3 separate regions of the Homo sapiens genome follow, and all the other regions are linked to region 2. Evidence: read pairs that join two places in POLR2A ChIA-PET (ENCODE). Cell type or tissue: OCI-LY7. All regions are shown on one strand. Each heading gives the region's core, and the rest is flanking DNA. Links, peaks and the distances in the headings are about the cores only. Region 1 overlaps TIMD4 (T cell immunoglobulin and mucin domain containing 4). Region 2 has its middle 29 kb from the start of PPP1R2B. Region 3 overlaps TIMD4 (T cell immunoglobulin and mucin domain containing 4).

What was found. Peaks named below come from ENCODE experiments on the same cell type or tissue, not always from the same donor. Only the 100,000 strongest peaks of a DNase experiment are listed, where the experiment ranks them.
Region 1: POLR2A ChIA-PET joins it to region 2 with 26 read pairs; 3 of 35 experiments call an interaction of 5 or more read pairs at or near these places.
Region 3: POLR2A ChIA-PET joins it to region 2 with 12 read pairs; 3 of 35 experiments call an interaction of 5 or more read pairs at or near these places.

Annotation. Positions count from the first base shown.
Region 1 is chr5:156,930,516-156,938,650 of GRCh38, forward strand. All of the region lies in intron 5 of TIMD4 (T cell immunoglobulin and mucin domain containing 4), which reads right to left. Among named protein-coding and RNA genes, the nearest start is that of TIMD4, 29 kb to the right of the region's middle. In OCI-LY7, for the core only: CTCF peaks have their summits at 4,554, 4,760, 6,297 and 6,496; DNase peaks (open chromatin) are centred at 2,877, 3,442, 4,536 and 6,656; H3K4me3 peaks cover 1,735 bases; H3K27ac peaks cover 5,000 bases.
Region 2 is chr5:156,875,031-156,883,165 of GRCh38, forward strand. No RefSeq gene overlaps it. Among named protein-coding and RNA genes, the nearest start is that of PPP1R2B, 29 kb to the left of the region's middle. In OCI-LY7, for the core only: a CTCF peak has its summit at 4,844 (motif pointing left); a DNase peak (open chromatin) is centred at 4,771; H3K4me3 peaks cover 687 bases; H3K27ac peaks cover 4,172 bases.
Region 3 is chr5:156,939,292-156,947,426 of GRCh38, forward strand. All of the region lies in intron 5 of TIMD4 (T cell immunoglobulin and mucin domain containing 4), which reads right to left. Among named protein-coding and RNA genes, the nearest start is that of TIMD4, 20 kb to the right of the region's middle. In OCI-LY7, for the core only: no CTCF peak of the experiment used is centred there; a DNase peak (open chromatin) is centred at 2,940; H3K4me3 peaks cover 1,348 bases; H3K27ac peaks cover 1,946 bases.

The DNA.
Region 1 (8,135 bases), core at 2,478-7,477, 56 kb after region 2:
AGTGATTTGCACTGAATGTAGAAAAAGGATAGTTTAGGACAGTGGTCTCTAAAGAGGGCTCGGTACTCACCATGAGTGTAGCAGGCAATCCACTGGCTGTGGGGAAAATGACAACTTCTATTTACATTTATTTATACCTTATCTTTTAAACATTTTCCAGAAGGATATATTTCATAATGTACTGAACAAATTGGTAAACAAATATAAATAAGCATCTTAATAACAAGAATACATTATTTTTCATCAGAACACATTATTAGTCTGGTCTAGAGAAGAAGGAGTCATTCATCTCTCAAATGTAGTTTGGAGACTGTGGTCAGCAAAATAATGACACCCAAATATGTCCATGTCCTAATCTTCAGAAACTGTGAATATGTTCTCTTCCATGGCAAAAGATATTTTGCAATGTCATTAAGCTAAGGATCTTGTGATGAGAAGATTATCCTGGGTTATCTGGTGGGTCTCATGTAATTACAAGGGTCCTTATGAGGAGGTGGCAAGAAAGTTAGAGAAGAAGTCAGAGGATGTGTGATAAAGGAAGAAGAGATCACAGAGAGAGAGAGATATTTGAAGATGCTATGCTGCTGACTTTGAGGATGAAGGAAGGAGTCACAAGCCAAGGAATGCCTCTAGGAGCTAGAAAAAGCAAAGAAACAAATTATCCCCTAACAAATCCAGTATGAATATAGCCCTGCCAACACCTTGATTTTAGAGCTTCTACCCTTCACAACTCTGAGATAATAAATTTGTGTGTTAAGCCAGTAAGTTTGAGGTCATTTGTTACAGCAGCAACAAGAAACTAATACAGAGACAGTGGTTCCTAAGACCTTCCAAAAGAACAGTTGTTCTGGGACAGGCACAAGATATGAAAGGAAGATTGACTTTTCATGTTAACATTTTTTGCATGCTTTGTACTTTTTCCATGAGTGTGTATGATGTATCTTAAATTAATTAAAATTTAAACATTAACAAAACAATCTTAACATTAACTCCACTTTTCCTGGGTCCATGGATTCACCAAACCTTCTGGTTAATATTAGATGTTTCTATAGGATGAGAATACATTTACAGGAGGATTACAGGTTAGATCTCTTGGCAGCTAGAATTCTTACTGTAAGTTAGTAAATTGGCTTTCTAGCTTGTATTTTGGTCTCTTGAGTTCTTGGTAGGCATGGGCACTCTGGTAAAATGAAATTCCTGTAACACTTAACCTTAGATCTTGGAGTATTGCCAAGGGCTTGCCCCTCAGCCTTCCTCACTGTGGCATCCTGGGACTCTCTGCCATCACTAAGTATTTATGTCAACTTTCCTGGCTATGCGACCTTGGCTAAGATACTTTCCTTCTCTGAGCCATAGTTTCTTCATCTGAAAATATTAATATTTCACCAACTGATCTCCTATATCCTTTTTAACCTTTCTAATTCTGGATATCTTTTTTCAAAGAATTTTACTGAGAAAAATTATCATTACACAGTATTCTTTTAAAAGGATATAAAACTACGCTTAGTATAGGGAATGAGTATGCAAATACTTAAAAATACATACAGAAATACAATTATGTATTCTTAAATATTTGCATACTTATTCCCCAAAGAAAACTAAAAAGAAACATAAAGACTAAATACACCTGCTTTCAAGTAGAAATATCAAGACAATTAAAATTATTCTTCCTAGTACCATTTTAATTTTGTCTAATTTCTAAATTTTCTCAAATGTGACTTTTCAATGGTAAAATATTATTTGTATCATGTGTTCATCACTGGAAACTCCACGATGCTTGAGGCAAGAGCAAACTCTTGGGGTGTTTATCATTTCCCTGAAGCAGCGTCAAAGCGACCTTCTATGTGAAACTTTGAAGACAGGTGTTAGAAACCCAGTAACCCACAGCCAAAAAAGGACACCCTCCAGATCTAAAAGTACTGACATGGAAAGCTGCACAATAGATATATACTGCTTGTTTTTTAAGTCCAAAGAATTTTTAACAGTAAGTACATATAAAACCCAACAAAGGCCTGCGAGGGTTAATATACTAGTTAATTACATTGTGCCAGTGTCAGTTTCCTGGATTGGACAATGTTCTATAGTTAGGTAAGATGTGATCATTGGGGGACACTGGAGGAATATATAGGAGAACCTCACTGCACTATTTTTGCAAGTTCTCGTGAGACGAAAATTATTTGAAAACAAGCATTAAAGAAAACGGTTTAAGGGCTGAATGCAGTGACTCACGCCTGTAATCCCAGCACTTTGGGAGGCCGAGGCGGATGGATCACCTGAGGTCAGTTCAAGACCAGCCTGGCCAACATGGTTAAACCCTGTCTCTACTAAAAATGCAAAAATTAGCCAGGCGTGGTGGTGGGTGCCTGTAATCCCAGCTACTCCGGAGGTTGAGGCAAGAGAATGGCTTGAGCCTGGGAGGTGAAGGTTGCAGTGAGCTGAGATCGTGCCACTGCACTCCAGCCTGGGCAACCGAGTAAGACTCTGTCTCAAAAAAAGAAAAGAAAAGAAAAGAAAAGAAAATGGTTTAAATATCAGCCATTTCACATTGTTCTATCGAATATATGAATGGTATATAGCAGCTTTGTGGTAAAGATTTCTTGAATGAAACTAATGAAATTTAAAGTGAGTTTAAAAGAATATAGAATGATTTTGAAAAGAAAAAATTGAAAGTTTTTGTGAAAAACAATAATCTATTGTTATGAGGAAAATTAAAAAGACTGGGCAAGGGTGGTGACTCATGCCTGTAATTCTAGCACTTTGGGAGGCCAAGGTGGAAGGGTCGTTTGGGGCCACAACTTTGAGACCAGCCTGGGAAACATATCAAGATGCTCTCTCTACAAAAAATTTTTGTAACAAATTAGCCAGGCATTCTAGGCTGCAGTGAGCTATGACTGGTTCACTGCACTACAGCTTGGGCAACAGAGTGAGATCTCGCCCCCCAACCCCCCCCCAAAAAAAGCTGAAAAGTGAAAGGATATAGTCCAAACTGTAACAGTGATAATCTCTTTATCTGTTCATGGGTGAGAGTGTTGTTTTGTTTTGTTTTGTTTTGTTTTGTTTTGTTTTGTTTGAGACAGAGTCTCACTCTGTCTCCCAGACTGGAGTGCAGTGGTGCGATCTTGGCTCACTGCAACCTCCACCTCCCAGGTTCAAGCGATTCTCCTGCCTCAGTCTCCTGAGTGGCTGGGATTACAGGCCCAGCTAATTTTTGTATTTTTGGTAGAAATATGGTTTCATCATGTTGGCCAGGCTGGTCTCAAACTCCTGACCTTGAGGAGCTGTGATCCACCCACCTTGGCCTCCTAAAGTGGTGGGATTATAGGTGTGAGCCACCGTGCCCGGCCCTTTCTGGCCCTTTACGGAAAAAGTTTGCAGATCCCTATTGGTCTACTGGTGCAAAAACAACCCCCATGGTATCAAGGAATTAATTTAATTGTAAGAGCCTTCAGAAGTTAGGGTAATAATAGACTTCCTTTTCAACATGGCTATGCTTACCGTGGTACACCAGAACCTGCTTTGTCACTTAATTAGAACTGTGCTATGTGCAGTTCTGAAATGGCATTACAATTTTAGACAAGAAGATCTTTTAAGAATCCACTTTTAATATCATCCCCGTTCCCATCCTATTCATAGAAACTTGCTTTAAAATTAGCAGAGACTTCCTCTTTGAATACATTTATTGAGCTCTTACTATGTGCCAGGCACAGTTATAAGCACTTTGTATAAATTATAATTTTTTAAAAACCTAGAGACAGGGTCTTGTTCTGTCGCCTAGGCTTAAGTGCAGTGTGCAATCAGGGCTCACTGCAGCCTCAACCTCCCAGGCTCTGGCTCACGGTATCCTCCCACCTCACCTCTGCTTCCCAAATAGCTGGGACTACAAGTGTGTGCCACCACACCTAGCTAGTGTGTGTGGTTTTTTTTGTTTGTTTGTTTGTTTTGTTTTGTTTTGTTTTGGTAGAGATGGAGTTTTGCTATGTTGACCAGGCTGGTCTCAAACTCCTGGGCTCAAGTGATCCTCCCAAGTCGTTCTCCCAAAGTGCTGAGATTACAAGTGTGAGCTACCATGCCTGGCCAAATTATCACATTTAATGTTCATAAACCCATTTTACAGATGGTAAACTGAGGCTGAAAGAAGTTACATTGATTGCCCAAGGTGACACAAACAAAGGAAATTTGAACCCAACTCTGAATGACTCAAAAAAAAATGTTCTTAACGAATCTGACAGAAAAGAAAAAAAGCATATTATAATCCTACTTGAAAACACAAATTCTCGAATGAGTGAGCTTCGAGCCAGAAATCAACGGAAAAGAAGAGCACTCTGTCTTCTCAGTGGGTGCATTTTAAAACAGATATCACATATGTTGACTCATCATTGAATTCATAGATGCTGGGACTCATCTGTCCTATGTTTAAAACAAAATTAGTTCTGAAATAAGTCAACTCAAAGATACAACTTCAACGCAATCCTAGAATTTTAGAAGTGACAAGTGCAAGCCTTCAGAGAACAGTTTCTTTTCTTTCATGGGTAGCCTCGGGCTTACGCTGCCCCCTGTGGATCATGGGCGATATGGTCTTAAAAAATCCAAAAGAGCAAAAGAATCCAAAAATCACAATCTGAATGTTTAAGAGTTGGGAGGGATTTGAAATTGTCTCCTCCAATTTCTTTTTTTTTTTTAATTTGTCAAGAGGGAAGCTGAAATCTAGAGAGAAAAGTTCATTTGCGCAAGATTTTACAGTAAATAACAAAGGAAGGGACTACGTATTTTGCTGACCTCTACTCAGAATTCATATTTTCTGACCTTTCCCAGCAGCACTAATACAAATCCGGAATTTCAAAACTCCTTTTGAAAGTGGAAGCACACATTTATTGAATTCGCATGCTTGCTTCAAATTCTAAAGGACTTTACATGTTTTTATACACTTAAATGAATATATACACTGAAATGAATAAATCAACAGAGCATTACATACATCAGTCAGGCGTTCCTTAGTTCCAAGGGAAGAATTGGGTGGGGTCCATGTTGGTAATTTTGAAAGAGAACAGAGAGCAAGTTCTGTTGGCACCCAATGTGGTTCAGAAAGAGAAAGAAATGGTGAGATACTGTCACATTTCACGCAGATTAGGTAGATAGAAGGAAACCAGGGATTCTAGAACACCATTGTTCAAGAGGCACCTTGGTTCTGAACCTTGGCCTCAACCTTCCACTAGCAACAAAATCTCATCAACCTTGAGACACCCTAGCAACAAAATCTCATCAACCCTGTGAGAGCCTAGAGTCACCTCCTTAGGCTTCTGTTCTCATGTGCCAATAGCTGAGGGTCTCAGTAAAGCACAGATAAGACCTCATTCCTAATCCTTCATCACTGGACTCTCCTCTGGAGGGCAATGTCTAGCACTGGGCTTTGCCCACATTAGCTGATCAATAAATCTTCAATGAGACCAGGCACGGTAGCTCATGCTTGTAATCCAGCGCTTTGGGAGGCCGAGGCGGCCAGATCTCTTGAACGCAGGAGTTCAAGACCAGCCTGGGCAACATAGGGAGACACCATCTCTACAAAATAAAAAAAAATTAGCTGGGCATGGTGGTGCATGACTGTAGTCCCAGCTACTCAGGAGGCTGCGGCAGGAGGATCGCTTGAGCCCAAGAGATAAAGGCTGCAGTGAGCCATGATCACACCACTGCACTCCAGCCTGAGCTGCAGAACGAGACCCCATCTCAAAAACAGAAATAAATAAATTAACTAATCTTGATTGAGGGAGGTGGGAAGATCTGCATTTGACCTAAAACACTCAGAATTATTGATAACAACAACAATAATAATAAATGGCTACCATATACTGAGCACTTACTGCATGCCAAGTACAATGTGAAGTACTTCTCATGTTCTTAGTTAATTCTCAGAAAATGCTCGTCAGTAGTTCCCATTACTGCCCTCATCTCACAGTGGGAAACTTGTGGCCTGGAGAGGTCAGGCAACTTGCTCAAGTTGCATAGTAGGAAGGGACAGAGCAAATCTTGGAGCCAGGATCATTTAACTTCAAAGCCCAAACTCCTATCCTCTGGGCTCTATGGACTTTGGAAAATGTGGCAAGATGAGTGCTGGAGAGTGAATACAATGGGAAGAGTGGCTCACGCCTGTAATCCCAGCAGTTTGGGAGGCCGAGGTGGGCAGATCACCTGAGGTCAAAAGTTCAAAACCAGCCTGGCCCACATGGTGAAACCCCGTCTCTACAAAAGTACAAAAAAAAAAAGAAAAAAAAATTAGCCAGGCATGATGGCGGGTGCCTGTAATCCCAGCTACTCAGGAGGTTGAGGTAGGAGAATCGCTTGAACATGGGAGGCAGAGGTTGCAGTGAGCCGAGATGGCGCCCTTGCCCTCCAGCCTGGGTAAGAGAGCGAGACTCCGTCTGGAAAAAAAAAAAAAAAAAAAGGAAATGAAACCCCAGTCCTGTACCACCTGGATGGGTACAGTTTTTGGAAAAGAGATTCTAATAATCATTATTATCGATGATTATTATTGTGAGTACAATGTAAGCATCTGAAAGTGCACAAAGCACTTTCACATACATTATCTCATTGGAGCTTTAATATGAGTCTATGAGCTAAGTAAACTTGGGCAGACTTATTGAAAGAGGAGGAAATGAAAGCTCTGAGGGGTCCATATCTTGCCCAAGGCTGCATAGCTAATAATGAGAGCTAGTGAATGGTAGGGCAATGACATCTGATTCCAGGTTCCACTTCTTTTCCTCTCTAATATACTGCTGAGTATCACAGGGTTCAACAGCCCCCAGTTACAGATGGTAGATCTTACCAAAGGGCGTTTGTACCTTTATTTATTGACTTGTTTATAGGGCAGAAAACAGAGAGAGAGACCACACTGCAGAACACACTGAGGTTTACTCTTTTATTCTACCCGCTGTGAAATCAGAGACCTCTCCAGTGCCTAGAAACCCCTCCCTGGCTCTGCATCAGAGAGATGTTTTGGCCTACAGAGGGGCCACCCAGCTCAGTTTGTTAGCCATCAATGAGGACCTATCTCGGGGCTGGCTTTGTGTTCTATTTCAACAGCTCACCCCTTATTTCTTTTTCACTCTTTGTTTGTCTTACATGGACATACCTCTTTTAAAGCTTGGCAATTCTCTTTGATCTTATTTGGTTGACATTTCTGAAGGTGAGCTGTTAGATGCTAGAATTACATGGATTCAATTCCAATGTTATTAATAAAAAATTGTACAGTTGGTAGACTAGAATGCTATTGTGAGAAAAAATAATAAGAATCCAATTTTGTCTTTTTCCTTTATCCCCCAGCCGGGCTACCAACTGATTCAAGTCTGTGAACAGCACTGGGCATGAGAGATAAAACAAATCTGTTAATACCTCATGAAAGATGTTGACTTTGAAATCAAGTGCATCCAATTTCTTTCTTCCTAACAATGGCATTGGTGAGTACAAATGTGGTTTCCTTCATTCCTCTGCCTTTCTCTGTTCCTTCTGCTGAACTTGCACTGAGAATGGCAATTCCTCCTACAACTTTTCCATGCCCTTGATCAGCGAAAGGCTCAGAAAATTGTCAGGTTCTGACAGGGCTCAATTTTATCTTTACTTTATTAAAATAGTGCAATGTAGGGCAATGAGCTCTAATTTGGGAGCCAGAAGAGACTCCTACCTAAGGACGAGTGCTCACTCCTCTTTAAACTTTTTAAATGTCTCTGTGCCTCAATTTCCTTATTTGTAAAATAAGGAGAGTGTACTATACTAGGAATTCCTAACTGCCTTCTTGGGACCAGGGCTGTGGCTTCAAAAGACTCATCTGAGGTTTGTTAAACATATGATTTCTTGACCCCACTGCCAGAGGTTCTCATCTGCAAGTCTTGGGTACACTAAGGAGACCTATATTTTTACTAAGTTCCCTGTGATTCCAGCACATGATCAGGTCTGGAATTCATGGATTAGATAATCTCCAAGTTCAAGGTCTTGCTTCCCCAGTCTTCTCCCACCTCCTAGAGGTCAACACGAGATCTGATTGTTCTCACACCTTCATTTGTTCTCTCCTCACCCTCTTCTCTCTTATCTCCACGTCTAGATCAAACCTACCTCTGCCATGTTTGACTGCATCCTCCTATGCCATG
Region 2 (8,135 bases), core at 2,141-7,140:
AACCTCCTGAGTAGCTGAGATTACAGATGTACACCACCACACCTAGTTAATTTTTGTATTTTTAGTGGAGACGGGTTTCGTTATGTTGGCCAGGCTAATCTTCAATTCCTGGCCTCAGGTGGTCCTCCTGTCTCGGCCTCCCAAAGTGCTGGGATTACAGGTGTGAGCCACTGCACCCGGCCTGCTATGTAAATTTAAAATTATTTCAAAATAAAAGGTTTTAACAAAAAATGAAAGTAGAGAAGGTTTTTTTTTTAATGCCCATGTTATAAAAGAAAAAATAAAGTGGTAGAAATGTTGCTGGTTGAAGGAGGCTAAGGAGACAGGACAACTAAATGCCATACCTGACCTTAGACTGGATCCTGTACTAAAGAAATGAAATAAAAGATCTTGGGTCAAGTGATAAAACTAGACTATGAATTGTAAAGTACAACATCAATGTTAAATTTACTGATGTTGATAACTGTACTGTGGTTCTGTAAGAGAATATCCGTATTCTTCAAAAATACCGCTGAAGTATTTAGGGAGAGGTAAAAAAGGAGAAATAAAGGAATACAACAAATGATAAAGCATGCAGGGTTAGATGTTAATGACAGATGAATCAGAGTAAAGGGTACTGCAATGCAATTCGGGCCCTAACTATCCAGAGTTGAGTCAGATTTCACAGGCTAAGGACACAGTCCTCTCCAAGACTGCCCTCACTTCAGAGACCAGCTACAAGCTCTGGGGTTTCCAGGCCAGCCACAATTCTGACCAATTAGATATTAACTCAGGAGATCCCACTATGCCTTCAGGTTTGATAACTTGCTGGAACAACTCCAGAACCCAGGAAAATGCTATGTAATAATACAAATTTTAAAATGCAGTGTAACTAGTATTTACATTGTAATTGGCATTATAAGTAATCTAGAGATGATTTAAACTCCACAGGAAAATGTACATAGGTTACATGCAAATACTATTCCATTTTATATACAAGACTTGAACATGTGTTGGTTTTTAATATCTGCTGGGGTCCTGGAACCAATCCCCCAAGAATACCAAGGGATGACTTTACTTTCAATTACAGGTTTTGGGACCAGCCAAATGAAAAAAAAAAATGCATAGGATCAGGTCTAAGAAGGCACCAAATGAGAAGCTTCCATGTCCTCAGGACACATCACCCTCCTGGTACATCCATGTATGATTACCAATCAATTACCAATCAGGGAGGCTCTCCTGAACCTCAATGTCCCGACTTCTTACAGGGGTCTCATTACATAGGCATAATTGATTCAATCATTGGCCATATCCTTTAACGCAATCTCCAGCCTGTCTCCTATTCCTAAAGATCAGGCTGATATCACCTGACTTAAATCTCAACCATCTAATCACAAATGGTTTTTCTGCCATAGCCAGCCCCACCCTGATTCTTCTCCTTAAGCCTGAACTCAGGCAGGTGCCAGGGACCCACCATGAGTAACTAAGACACTCCCATTACTCAAGACAATCTAAGGATTTAGAGGTTACCTCCCAGAAACCAGGGACAAATCCAGCCAAATTCTTTATTATATAACACTATGTAAGTATACTGTATACCATTTTAATTTTGCAACTTTCCTGTAAATTTTCCAAAGAACACATTGTTTATGTAAAAAATGAAAAATATCTAAGCAGAAATGATCAACACAAATAAGAATTCAAAAGGTTTTGAGGTATAAGTCAATACCTCAAAACTGACATCAACTGACATCAACTCTGCTCCTATATGTGAGCAACTGTTAGAAAAGGTAATACTGTACGAATCCCCTTTATAATAGCAACAGATACTTATAAAGTATAAAACATTAATAAAAAGAATTTTTATAAAACATTCAAGACCTAAATAACGAGTATATACTGTGAACGTGACATATTATGTTGTATTATAAAGATATCAGTTCTTCTCCAAATTATCCTGACAAGGCTGTTGTTAATGTTTTAGTAGTTATTATTAACTTTTAAAAGGGTGTATGTTCGTTTGTATGTGTAAATATAGAAGATGAATCTCTTAAATTTGTATAAAGGAGCAAAGAACTAAGAATAATCATGGCATTTCTTTAAAAGAAGAGTAAAATACAGGGATTGCCCTACCAGGTATCAGGACTTTCTATTAAGCAATGATAATTAACACAATGTGTAATTTGGTGTGGGAACAGATAGAGTAAATGTTAGTAATTATTATGTCAAGTGGATGCTTTTGGCTGCAAACAATAGGAAAACTGACTCAAATTGCTTAAACAATAATTTAATAAGAAATTTAAAAGTAGAGCTATTTTCAGGGTTGATTAATGTCACGGCTTGGCAGAGACATCAAGGAAAGAAGTTTGTCCTATCCCTCTGTTCTGCCATCCTCAGTGTGGTGACTTTGACCCCATGCTGAAGCCCGTCATAGCCATGAGGTGGCTGCCACAGTTCTAGGTATCACATAGGCAGAAAGGGTAAATGCCTTCTTATGTTTCTTTCTCAGGGGTTAGGAAACATTTCTAAAAGTCCCAAGAGAGGACTGGGTCACTCACTCAATTCCTAAACCAAATACACTTATTCTCCAAATACTAGCAAGGGAATTGAGGTCAGTATAATTGCCTTAGACAAATCATTCTAGGTAGAATTGATATTGGGGTGTCAATGCTCAAGACAATAATGTTAATTCTATTTGATGGGGAAAAAAGTGATTATTCTTTATACATTGGGATTTTTTTCTCAAAATTAAAAAATAAATTTACCTCCAAATGAAACTAGATGTCCTACTTAATGAGCATCGTATTCAATCTCTCTCTGAATAAATGTGGAACCCACTGAGAAACTGACATTTGTTGACTGCCTGCTGAAGGCCAAGTACTAAGCTAAGTACACCATCACATCTGTCCTTACAATACCCCTGAAGGACCATTTGCTGAATGATGAAACTAAGTCCAGAGAAGGAAAGTGACTGGGATAAAGTCACTTGTTGAATATGAGGTAAAGCTGGGGACTCTACCTTGATTTTTAGACAATTACCCCATACTTCAACCCAGACCTATGTTCTCTACCCTTTATTGTGCCAGAAAAAAACATATCATTCAGATATATGGATTCAGGTACCAAAAAGAGCTGGCAAATATTTCTATAAATGTTTTCTTCTCCACAAACCATATAAGAAAGAAAGATGATTAAATTTCAAAACTCTTAGGACCTGCTCTCAACCATCAGACCAATGTTGGAGTGGGCAGGTGGATTTCTTCATTGGAAATAGCTTAATCTGTCAAACAAGCTTAAAAGAATTTCCCAGGAAACACAGCAGGTCTGGCATTCCCATTGTGTCCACTCATGCAAATCAGATTTCACAAATACATGGACACCTTGGCTTCCTTACAGGGTACATTCAGGATGTCAATACTCAAGGTGACTTAAGGTTAGACAATTAAGGAAGGAGCAGCAGTGTGGCAGGAAAAAACTTTGAGAAGACAAAGATGAACTTGGCCAATTGGATAGAAATGAAACAGCCCAGTGTTGTGGAGAATTGCAGGGCCAGTGGTGTGGTCATGATGGACAGTCTCCTCCAAGGCCACCTGTGATTGAAGCCCGATTGTCAAAAACAGACAGTAAACCAGGAGAGAGAAGCAAGAAGTTAGATGGTGCTGTCAACTTGCCACAGGATATGCAGCAAAGGGTATCGGACTTGCATGAAGAGTGAGGAGAAAAAAACCAGGTGGGGGTGGTAAGAGGTAGTGGATGAGTTCTTAAAACAGCCTCCAAGAACATCTGGAAGAAAATCTTGGGCATCTGATATCCTAACAATGATTTTGCAAACAGTCTCATTGTCTTCCGGGATGTGAAGTTCTCTCCTAGTACCAGGGCTGCAAGCCAGAGAAGAGCCAGCTGTGGGTCCCCACCTCTAGTGAACCTCAAGAGACTCAAAGGGGATGCTCCAGGAGACAAGAAGCTCTCTCTTCAGGAGCTGACCAACAGTGGGTAGGCCAGAACCCTTGGCTTGTCCACCTTACTCCATCCAGGAAGGAAGGGATGCTTCCTAACAGCCCTGGGGTGTTGACATTCCAGGGCTGTTAGGAAGGCTTGGTTCTGTTCTGGAGCCACTACTGGTGACTCCTGAGAACCATGGGGCAGCTGCTTAATTCATCTTAAAATTCAATGTGGAAGGACAAGTGTGCTAGTCCCCAATAGACCAAGGAATCTGAAAAGCCCAGAGGAAAACTAGCAAGTCTAGTATTGTCACATGGTGCTCTATAAAGTCTTAGGGGTTCTATGAAAATATTTCAGGGACACAATTAGTTGGCGGACAGCAGGGAGGGCTGCCAACACAGCGCTTTACTTTTGCACGGGGTTTCAAGTTATACTAACACTTATCAAGGACTTACAATATGCCAGATGCTGTCTGAAGCATTTTACATGTGTTCTCTCATTTTATTCTTATAACAATTGAATGAGGTGATGCAATATTACTTTTAATGGTAAAAAATGCAATTACTTTTATACCAACCTAATAATAATTCTATTATGCAGGCAAGAAAATAAAGCACAGAGAGGTTAAGTAACTTGCCCAGAGTCATGCAGCTCATAACTTATACCTGTGAGATTTAAACCCAGCTACATGCCACTGTGTTATACCAAAGTCCTCTGTTAAGATTTCCTCAGATGAGAGGGCTTTCTCCCCAACACACAGTAGAGGATTTATCTAAGGTGCCTCATTCACAGGCAGAAACCTCAGGACCAAGACAGCCTAGGGCTATTCAAAAATCTCTTTTGGCAGCTCCTGGTAGTGAGAGTCACAGCTGCTCTGTGGTTTACTCTGCCATCTGTTAAAATGAAAAGAATATTAACTATTGACCTCTTGTGGCTCAGGCAAGCTTTGTGAGTTTTAAGGATTTAATATCTGAAAATCACCTCCTACAGTTACATTGGGAGCTTCACAGTAACCCTCCTGTGGATCTCAGTCTTTTTGTCTTCACACACTCAGGGCTAATGAAGGAGCAGGTGCCAATGTGAGTGCTTTATCCAGACACACACCAGGAAGCTCAGCATCAAAAACCGTAAAAGATATAAATCCCATGGGGGTAAGGAGGCTGCTGGTGGAAACTACAAAGAAAATGATAGATAAGCATGGGGCCAGGCATGGTGGCTCATGCCTGTAATCCCAGCACTTTTGGAGGCTGAGGCAGGCGGATCACCTGAGGTTGGGAGTTTGAGACCAGCCTGGCCAACATAGTGAAACCCCGTCTCTACTAAAAATACAAAAAGTAGCTGGGTGTGGTGGTGGGAGCCTGCAATCCCAGCTACTTGGGAGGCTGAGGCAGGAGAATTGCTTGGACCCAGGAGGCAGAGGTTGCAGTGAGCCGAGATCATGCCATTGCACTTCAGCCTGGGCAACAGAGCAAGACTCCATCTCAAAAAAATAAAAATAAAGTAAAAAATAAAAACCATGGGAGAAAGACAAATGAATGTTATCATTCATATTAAAGAAGGAAACAGTCTGTTTCCTGAAGAATCACTGTTTGCTTTTATGAGTCTGTGAAAGACAGCAACGTTTTTTCTACCTTGCCTTGTGTAAGAAAACTCGGTTAAATTTTATGTTTGATTTCAGTTTATTTCCTTAGCTTAGGTTTTTAGCAACTAGCCTGTCCCTTACAATAACATTGAAAACTATCCAAAATTAGGTAACTGTGCTTTGTTAGCTTCATATTTGGGGGAGAAGTGGAAAGAAGATAAATAATGAAGTATTATACTAAGAATGGAAGAAGACACGCACTGGCCCAGGATATGAGTGCTGAAAAGAGACTTTCTCAACTGGGATCTTCCCAGAAATAATTGCCGCTTCAGGAAACAAAGCCCAAGGAGAACATAAAATTGCTTTTTACTGAAAAAATGTATAAATGTATAACATTTTAAAAATTAAAATGTTTACAATATAGAAGTCATCTGAAACAAACAGAAATAGCATCGGAGTGGTAGGCACACAGCTCTTTTTCTGTACATTTTGAAATCTATCATAATTTTATTATTTTGTTTTTATTTTTTAACTCCTACAGCTCACATATGTCATAATTTTGGAAAAAAAAATCCAAATTGCTGCCAGGTGCAGTGGCTCACGCCTGTAATCCCAGCACTTTGGGAGACTGAGATGGGCGGATCATGAGGTCAGGAGATCAAGACCATCCTGGCTAACAAGGTGAAACCCCATCTCTACTGAAAATAGAAAAATTAGCCGGGTGTGATGGCGGGCGCCTGCAGTCCCTGCTCCTCGGGAGGCTGAGGCAGGAGAATCGCTTGAACCCGGCAGGCAGAGCTTGCAGTGAGCCAAGATTGTGCCACTGCACTCCAGCCTGGGCAACAGAGCCAGACTCCGTCTCAAAACAAAACAAACAAACAAACAAACATCCAAATTGCTGAGAGAGATGATCAGCTAGCATGATCATGAGAAGTCCTGGACAGCCTGAATGGACTCTGATTTTGTCATATAAACAGCTCATATTTTGAATCTGAAGTCAGGTAAGATTAAGGTAAGAAACAAAACTGTCAATCCTACTTTTACATTTCTGTAGTCATTCAGACATTTATAGAGCTCCATAGTATACCTTGTACTTTTGCAGTATACCAGGACCACGTTACACCTGGTCCTTAAGTACCTAAGAGTGATCTAAACAGACATAGTCCCTGCCTTCCCTGAGCTTCTAGTCTAGTGGAAGAAAAACAAAGAAGTAATCTAACAAATGGATGAATAACTACACATAGTGATAAGTGTTCTAGGAAGACAAGAACAAAAACAAATAGTATAGATAGAACACAGTGGCAAGGGAGCATTGCCCAGTTTAGACCGGGGGATTACAGATGAGGTCTATGAGGAAGTTCTATTTAGCTGAGAAGTGAAGGATAAGAAACAAGGGAAGAAGCAATGTTCCAGGCTGAGGTGACAGTATGTGCAATGGTGTGAAGTAGGACAGGCTGTCGAACTCCCAAGTACAGAAGACATCCAGTGTCTGGTGCACGTCACTAAGGAGGAAAAGGAGCTCCAGATGAGGTTCAGGAGGTAGACAGAGGCCAGGCCAGGCAGAGACTTGGATATACATTAAGGAGTTAGCATTTTTACCAAAAATAAATATGGCAGCCACTTTTTAGTGCAATGTAGTGACATGCTCTGAGTACATCTTGAAAAAGATTGCTCTAGCTGCTATGTACGAAATGGGCTTGGAGGTTGGTAAGGATGAAAGCCAGGACATGAGTGAGTACAGGTATCAGCAAACTGCAGCCTGCAAGCCAAATCTGCTGCACCGCCTGTTTTTGTAAGTAGAGTCCGATTGCAACACTGCACACTCATTTGTTTATGTATTATCTCTGGCTAGTCCCACACACCACCACCAGAGTTTAGTTGTTCCGACAGAGACTATATGGCCTACAAAAAATATTTAGTATTTGGCCTTTTGAAAAAAAAAAAAAAAAGCCAACTCCTGAGCTAAAAGTCTGCAGCAGTAGTCAAAATGCTATATGGTGGTAGCTAATCAGCATTTGTCCAACAAGAACTATTGAGCACCTACTGTATGCCAAGGAGACCAGATCCCCATAACTATAAATACTATGTAAGACTAGGTCTCCATTCTCCAAAACTCTCCATCTCATAAGACCCATCTTTAAAATATTCTACTTTTCCAGTGCCTCAATGACTCTTTCCCAAAACTGCAAGTCTGCCTTGAGTTCTAGCCTCTCTGTAAAGTTTTCCCTTACTTACACCTTACTCTGTGTTTTTGAACTCCAGCCATAAGTATCTCCTATGTCCAATACTTTGGGTGTGATTATACTGAGCGTATTTGTGGGTTTGGATAACGAAAACATTTTCTCCTGCAGTTATGAGAACAATCTTCTCCACCTTTTCTCCTAACCTCCAAGGTACCACTCAATCCTGCCCAAAGAGAGAACCCCAGCTCCAAGGCTACAGTAGTTCATTCAGAGATGGACTAGGATGGACTAGGACCCTAACAATCTCCTCCAGAGGTGGATGGTGGGAGGGTGGGTTCTGCTGGAACAGGTAAGGAAGACTGCCTTTTTTCTCTGCTGTGATGGTACTAGAAGGCTATGAGTTTGGGGTGGCCAATGACTCCACCAAATGTGCTCATGGGGACCAACAG
Region 3 (8,135 bases), core at 811-5,810, 63 kb after region 2:
AGACAATTGCTCACAATGAGACAATGCACTAGACACGTTGAGCCAAGCCTTGGCATATAATAAGTACTCAGTAAGTGTCATTTATGAGCAATGACCTCCCAAATTATATCCTTAGTCTTGCACTACCCCTTTTGAGAGAATATACATGAAAGTATTGGTATACTGGCAAGTCTTTATTTAGCACTTATAATGTGAATCAGTGTAGTAATTATTTTGACCAGATATAAGTGCCAATTAGCAAAGACACCCACCCAAGCATCCATGAGTCAGCCCAGACCCACACTTTCAACTGCCTGTTAGACACTTCTGAGGCATTTCAAACTCAAGATCTCACACACAAACTTAACTCTTCCTCATGGAGCTGCTTTACCAGTTAACCCACACATTGACCCATTCTCCCAACTGCAGAGAATTAGCCGTCCTTCATTCTCCATTTAGGCCACCAAGTCTTCTGACTCCTAATTGCTAAATGGCTGTTACTCCGTCCCCTCTCTATTGTTGTTGCTGCTATCATTCTAATCTAGACACTCATGCTTCACCTGAAGTATTGCAGGAGACTCCAGCCTTACTCCCATCTAATACATCTTCCACACCCTTGCCACAGCAATTTTTCCTAAAACAACTGAAAATGCCATTCCCTACTCAAAAAACATGAACCCTCTCCCTCTGCCTCTCCGTCGTCTCCGTCTCCCGCTTTCCACGGTCTCCCTCTGTTGCCGAGGCTGGACTGTACTGCCGCGATCTCGGCTCACTGCAACCTCCCTGCCTGATTCTCCTGCCTCAGCCTGCTGAGTGCCTGGGATTGCAGGCGCGTGCCGCCAGGCCTGACTGGTTTTTGTATTTTTTGGTGGAGACGGGGTTTCGCCCTGTTGGCCGGGCTGGTCTCCAGCTCCTGACCTCGAGTGATCTGCCCGCCTCGGCCTCCCGAGGTGCCGGGATTGCAGACGGAGTCTCACTTACACAGTGCTCAATGTCGCCCAGGCTGGAGTGTAGTGGCGTGATCTCGGCTTGCTACAACCTCCACCTCCCAGCCGCCTGCCTTGGCCTCCCAAAGTGCTGAGATTGCAGCCTCTGCCCGGCCGCCACCCCATCTAGGAAGTGAGGAGCGTCTCTGCCTGGCCGCCCATCGTCTGGGATGTGAGGAGCCCCTCTGCCCGGCCGCCCAGCCTGGGAAGTGAGGAGCGCCTCTTCCCGGCCGCCGCCCCGTCTAGGAAGTGAGGAGCATCTCTGCCTGGCCGCCCATCATCTGGGATGTAGGGAGTGCCTCTGCCCCGCCGCCCCGTCTGGGATGTGAGGAGCGCCTCTGCCCGGCCGCCCCGTCTGGGAGGTGAGGAGCATCTCTACCCGGCCACCACCCCATCTGGGAGGTGAGGAGCGCCTCTGCCCGGCTGCCCCGTATGAGAAGTGAGGAGCCCCTCCGCCCGGCAGCCGCCCCGTCTGGGAAGTGAGGAGAGTCTCCACCCGGCTGCCCCATCTGGGAGGTAGGGGGCACCCCCGCCCGGCAGCCGCCCCGTCTGGGAGGTGTACCCAACAGCTCATTGAGAAGGGGCCATGATGACGATGGCGGTTTTGTTGAACAGAAAAGGGGGAAATGTGGGGAAAAGAAAGAGAGATCAGATTGTTACTGTGTCTGTGTAGAAAGAAGTAGACATAGGAGACTCCATTTTGTTCTTTACTAAGAAAAATTCTTCTGCCTTGGGATGCTGTTAATCTATAACCTTACCCCCAAGCCCCTGCTCTCTGAAACATGTGCTGTGTCAACTCAGGGTTAAATGGATTAAGGGCGGTGCAAGATGTGCTTTGTTAAACAGATGCTTGAAGGCAGCATGCTCGTTAAGAGTCATCACCACTCCCTAATCTCAAGTACCCAGGGACACAAACACTGCGGAAGGCCGCAGGGTCCTCTGCCTAGGAAAACCAGAGACCTTTGTTCACATGTTTATCTGCTGACCTTCTCTCCACTATTGTCCTATGACCCTGCCAAATCCCCCTCTCCGAGAAACACCCAAGAATGATCAATAAATACTAAAAAAAATTAAAAAAATGAACAATTCCTCATGACTCTGAAATAAAATATAAATTCTTTAGTCGATCATACAAGCCCCTTAAGAACCTAGACCATTACCAGCTTCCTATCTCTATTTTTGGATTAAACCAGACTGTTAAATAATCACCAAAGACATCATGCTTGTATTACATTTCTCCGTCTTTGCTCATGCTGTTCTTCCATCCTGTTGGCTCTTCCCTCCTTAATAGCATTTTCTCCTTGAAGAACCAATTCAAAGGTCAATGAGTAAAATCAGCCCTGACCCTGGTCCTCATTTTCATTTTCACCTCTTCCATCTTTGGGCCCCAGTGTGCCTTTTCTTACCTCTATCTCAAAGCAGAGCTCACTAAAGGATGGTTTGTTATGCACAAGCCTGTCCATCCCACTAAAGTGTGATCCCTTTAAAGAAGAAGGCCATGACTTACTCATTTTTACATGTCCTATGCCACATAAAGTGCAACCAAATATATTACCTACTGTCATATATCTAAACCAAATGCCAGAGTTACAAGGTACAGATTTAAAATTCCATGTGCAACCACATATCCCTCTGAGCATGCCTTAACTCCATGGAAAGGCCAGCTTGTTTTGGACCTTGAAGCTTCAACTGGCTTTGCAAAATAAAAAGATACAGTAATAGAAAAAAATGTTTCTAAACTCATCCCTAACCCACTCCCCCATATTCTTGTCCCTGGGACCAAGAAATAACTACTGTTAAGTATCGCAAGGAAAGAAAAATGTTGTTATTGTCAGAGCAATCTTCATTTTTCCCAATTTGAATATTGACAGCAAAGTCCTCGTGTGTTTTTCAGTGCATTCAACTTGAATTTGTGCTACAGTTTTTGACTTCCTGCTGATTACAGGTATAATGATTCATTTGGGGCACAAGAAAAGTGAAACCTCATATGTAAATAAGGAACCTGCCTTCAAGAAAGCTCTGTTGAGAAACAGTGGCTGCCCATCTGGGAACAAAGACCAACTCTGCACGGGGTCAGGACCACTGGCCTCTTGCCTTAGCTCTCTTCCTAACTCACTACAAGCCTTCTCTCAATTCCCTGGCCTTCTCTGGGTCTCAATTTCCTATCTTCTTAGTTTCCCAGCATTCTACAGACAAGACTTCCCCCCTACATCCCCTGGAAGTTCATAGACACAAGTTTAAAATCCCTGAAATGCGGATGTGAGTCCCAGTTCTCCCTCTGTCTAGCTGTGTGACCTTGGATAAATCATTCTACATCTCTGAGCCCTATATCTGGCATCCAGAGAGTGGAGATTAGAATTTGCCACACTAAGTAGGGCTTCTTTGGTTGATATCTGCAGACCAGCCACCTAAAAATTGGAGGAGAGCATTGAACTAGAAGACATGTACACAGAGTTGCTTTGTAAAATAAATAACACAAACCTGGAAGCATTAGAATGGCAAACTGGACCACAGCTCTTTTTCAGCTGTAACTTGATTCTCAAGCCTAAATTATAGAGTGGAGCCTCAATAGATTGAGCAACATGAGAACAAAACAACTGAGAGGCAGTTGAAAATTAAAGATATTCACCCACAGGAATAAAACCAATAATTGAGAGTTCTACATAGCCATCTAAACAGAGGTCAGTGAAAAGCTTTCAGAATCTCAGATTTATTCTAATACTGAGAATTACTACTATGAGATTGTAAAAGCTTTTGTAACTTCTCTGGGTTTGTGATTTTGTCACTCCTCAGCTGTTTCCCTAGTGTGATTAGTAGTTTAAAAAAATCATAAAACTGGAAAGTATCTATATACTGATCAGGAACAGCCAGTTATTTGGGAGCTGGCAGAAGTGGCCTCTTGTTACCCTGCTGGACTGCCTGAAAATGAAGGTTTGTGATCTGGAATAGCAGCAGAGATGTAAAGAAAAGAAAAAAATAGAAGTTCTTCCTAATGACTATTATTTACAAGCCAGTAATTATGTACTAGGCATTTTTCTCATGCATTTTCTCACTTAACAGCCCTATACAATAAGTACTACCGTTATCCCCATTTTACATTTTGAGGAAACTGAGATTCAGAAAAGGATAGAACAAATAACTCACCTGAGATTCTACAAGAAAAACAAAAATCTCACAAAATGGCAGAGGTAGGATATAATCAGGAGCCTTTGCACTCCCTGACTCAACTCTTTCAACTCCCACCTAATGCCACCCAACAGGCTATGAGAAGAAAGGACTAGAAAGAAAGGATAGGGATTTGGGATGTTATAGAGGCAGTGAACATGAGCCTGAGATACAATCAGTAGGGAACTTAATCCCAGCCCACCTGATTTTATTTAGGAAATGGCATAGTTATGTAGCTTTTTATGCCCTGGCTTTGGAGTCCCTACCCAGTAGAGAGGAGGCCTTTTGGGAGAAACTGGGGGCCATTTCACACATTCCTGCTACCAAGCAAGAAATAAAATTAATCCCAGCTGGGTGCAGAGGCTCACACCTGTAATCCCAGCACTTTGGGAGGCCAAGGCAGGTGGATCACAAGGTCAGGAGTTTGAGACCAGCCTGGCCAATATGGTGAAACCCCGTCTCTACTAAAAATACAAAAAAAAAAAAAAATTAGCCAGGTGTGGTGGTGGGTGCCTGTAGTCCCAGTTACTCAGGAGGCTGAGGCAGGAAAATCGCTTGAACCCAGGAGGCAAAGCTTGCAGTGAGCCGAGACCATGCCACTGCACTCCAGCCTGGGTGACAGAGGTGAGACTCTGTCTCAAAAAAAAAAAAAGAAATAAAGAAATAAAATTAATCCCATAGGCGAAAAGTATGATCAGAGTTCCTAGGTATCTTGAGGTATGAGTTTGTATCACTCTAATAGATTTGGGGGGAGTGGGACCTATGTCATATTTTCATGTGAGTTGTTACTGTTGTTTTATCTGTTTGTGCTTGTACTTGTTACTGAATTATAGCTCCTAGCCATTTGGGGTTTTGTAGAATATTTAGAGAATTGAATGAAAGTCCTGGACTTTGCCCCAGAAAAATGTGTGTGCACACATACATACAATTATGCATATCATTTCAGGAGGGTCATGCCCTTCCTGCAAGAAGCTCATCTACAGATATCCCCCATCCAGGAGTCCTCAGACACAGTTTAAAATCTCTAAAAGCTGGGTATGACTCCTAGCTCTCCCGCTGTTCAGCTGTGTGATCTTTTTTTTTTTTTTTTTTTTTTTTTTTGAGACGGAGTCTCGTTATTTCCCCCAGGCTGGAGTACAGTGGCGCGATCTCGGCTCACTGCAAGCTCCGCCTCCTGGGTTCACACCATTCTCCTGCCTCAGCCTCCCAAGTAGCTGGGACTACAGGTGCCCGCCACCACGCCTGGCTAATTTTTTGTATTTTTTAGTAGAGACGGGGTTTCACTGTGTTAGCCAGGATGGTCTCGATCTCCTGATTTCGTGATCCGCCCACCTCGGCCTCCCAAAGTGCTGGGATTACAGGCTTGAGCCACTGTGCCTGGCCTCCCAAAGTGCTGGGATTACAGGCTTGAGCCACTGTGCCTGGCCAGCTGTGTGATCTTAAGACAAGTCACTCTACATCTCTGAGCTCCATTCTAGGCAGCCATAAAGTGGAGGCAAGAAATTGCTACCCTGGGTCATGCTAATTTTAGAGAACAATGATTGACAAGACCCTCTTTAAGGATTTAAATCAGCCCACAACCACAGAAGCTTTGCCATCGAAAATTACATGAAAAAATGGAGAGGGAATTGTGGATTGTTAGCCAGAGAAAGAAAAACCCACAGAAGCCTGTAGGCCCTCTGAAGTGGGTTGGAAGGGTTTTCATGTGAATGAAGATGTAGTCTTATTCTGTAAGAGGCACCAGAGGGGAGACCAGGAGGAAGCAGAGTGGCACGGTGTTAGAGTGATCTGGAGTTGAAAAGACGTGGTTAAATCCAGGTCGGCCATTTACCGGACAAGTTTTTAATCTTCAAGGGCTCTAAAATGGAGGTGAGGAGATAATGGTACCCATTTCTTAGGAATGTGGGGACAATCAAAAGAGATAATACATGCAACGTGCATGGTGTTAAAACAAGGCAGACCTACAATGGTAGGTGTTAGCTTCCCTAATAAAGTCTCTGACCCTCCATTTCTTTACCTATAAAATGAGGATAATATCTGTAGCTGCCTAGGAGGTTGTTGTGAGATTCAAATAAGAAAATTAATGCAAAAACGCTGAGCACAGTACCTAATGCATAGGTAAATCCTCGGTGGATGTTAACCACAATTATCACTATGAATGTTTCATTACCAAAAAAACAGTGGGAAGAGAGGAAGTAGGGAGTGAAAGAATTTTATTTCTATCTGTTTTCATGTACCCCTAACAAAAAAGCATGCGTGTAATGTTTGTGTAATTTAAAATAAATGAATAGTAGTTAAAAGAATATGACTTTTAATTTCAGATTAGAGAACCAGATAAAATAAAATGATACCTAAAGAGTGTAGAATCAGAGCTAGACATCCCAGACCTGACACCTGAGAGCTGTGTGGCCTTGGGAGATTTTGATAAAACAAAAATATGAGCATCTGCTAACGAGGGATTAAATGAAGTGGCCCAGGAAGATGGCTTGACACAGACCTAGAACATAACACGTGCGCAATAAACCCTGCTTTTCATCCCTAATGACTAAATGTTCCATAGAGACTGACTGGCCTTCTTACACCAAGCTCCTCTTCACCAGAGCAGCAAGTGTTCTCTCTTCTGGGATTTGGTCAAGGAGGAGAGAAATGAAAACTATAAAGAAGCTTATGGAAGGTAAACATCACATGACCTCTTATTCCCTTGTAATTCAATGTAAAATAGTCCAAGATTTAAATGGAATAAAGGATGATGGTGTTAGAATGTTCTCCCTACTTTCCATCACCTTTCTAGTCACTGTCATCTCTTTCTTTGTCAGAAAATAGTCCCCCACCCTTACCCCATCCCATAGACAAAGAGGGTTTGGATCTTTGGCACCCCATTTCCCTTAAATTATCAACTCCTAATCCAGATTTTCTGTTTTCCCACTGTATGAGTTAGTGCAGGCCAAAGCGTCTTAATATCAGGGCCCCCTCGCATTTCATCCTAAGTTACAGTCTTACTTCAAAACCTATCCCCTTCCATTCACTCTTGTCTGTTTCCTCCAACTCTGAGCTTTTTTTTGTTTGTTTGTTTTGAGACGGAGTCTCACTCGTCGCCCAGGCTGGAGTGCAGTGGCACAATCTCGGCTCACTGCAAGCTCCGCCTCCCAGGTTCACGCCATTCTCCTGCCTCAGCCTCTCGAGTAGCTAGGACTACGGGCGCCCGCCACCACGTCCACCTAATTTTTTTGTATTTTTTTTTTTTTAGTAGAGACGGGGTTTCACCATGTTAGACAGGATGGTCTTGATCTCCTGACCTCGTGATCCGCCTGCCTCGGCCTCCCAAGGTGCTGTAATTATAGGCATGAGCCACCGCGCCTGGCCTCTTCTGAATTTTTGAGAGTGATGCTACATTGTCTCCTTCACAGAATTAAATGATGCCTGTTTCCTGGCTAATAAACATATAGAAAGGAACTCAAACTCTCTGTTAATCAGGATAAGAAAAGAACAAGATGGGCCGGGCAAGGTGGCTCATGCCTGCAACCCCAGCACTTTGGGAGGCCGAGGCAGGTGGATCACCTGAGCTTAGGAGTTCAAGACCAACCAGGGCAACGTGGTGAAACCCCATCTCTACTAAAATACAAAAAATTAGCCAGGCATGGTGGCATGTGCCTGTAGTCCCAGCTACTCAGAAGGCTAAGGCACGAGAATCACTTGAGCCCAGGAGGCAGAGGTTGCAGTGAGCGGAGATCGCACCACTGCACTCCAACTTGGGCTACAGAGTGAGGCTCTGTCTCAAAAAAAAAATAAAATAGAAAGAAAGAAAAAAGAAAAGAACAAGATGACATTTTCTTCTCATAAGATTGAAAAAGTTAAACAAACAGTCATATCAAGTGTAGGGAGAATATGGGAAAGCAGATACTCTGTGGGTGGAAAAATAAATTGGCACAGCCTTTTCTGAGAACATTTTTCTACAAGCTATTAAATTTAAAGGTGCACATTTCTTTTAACCAGCAATTTTTACTT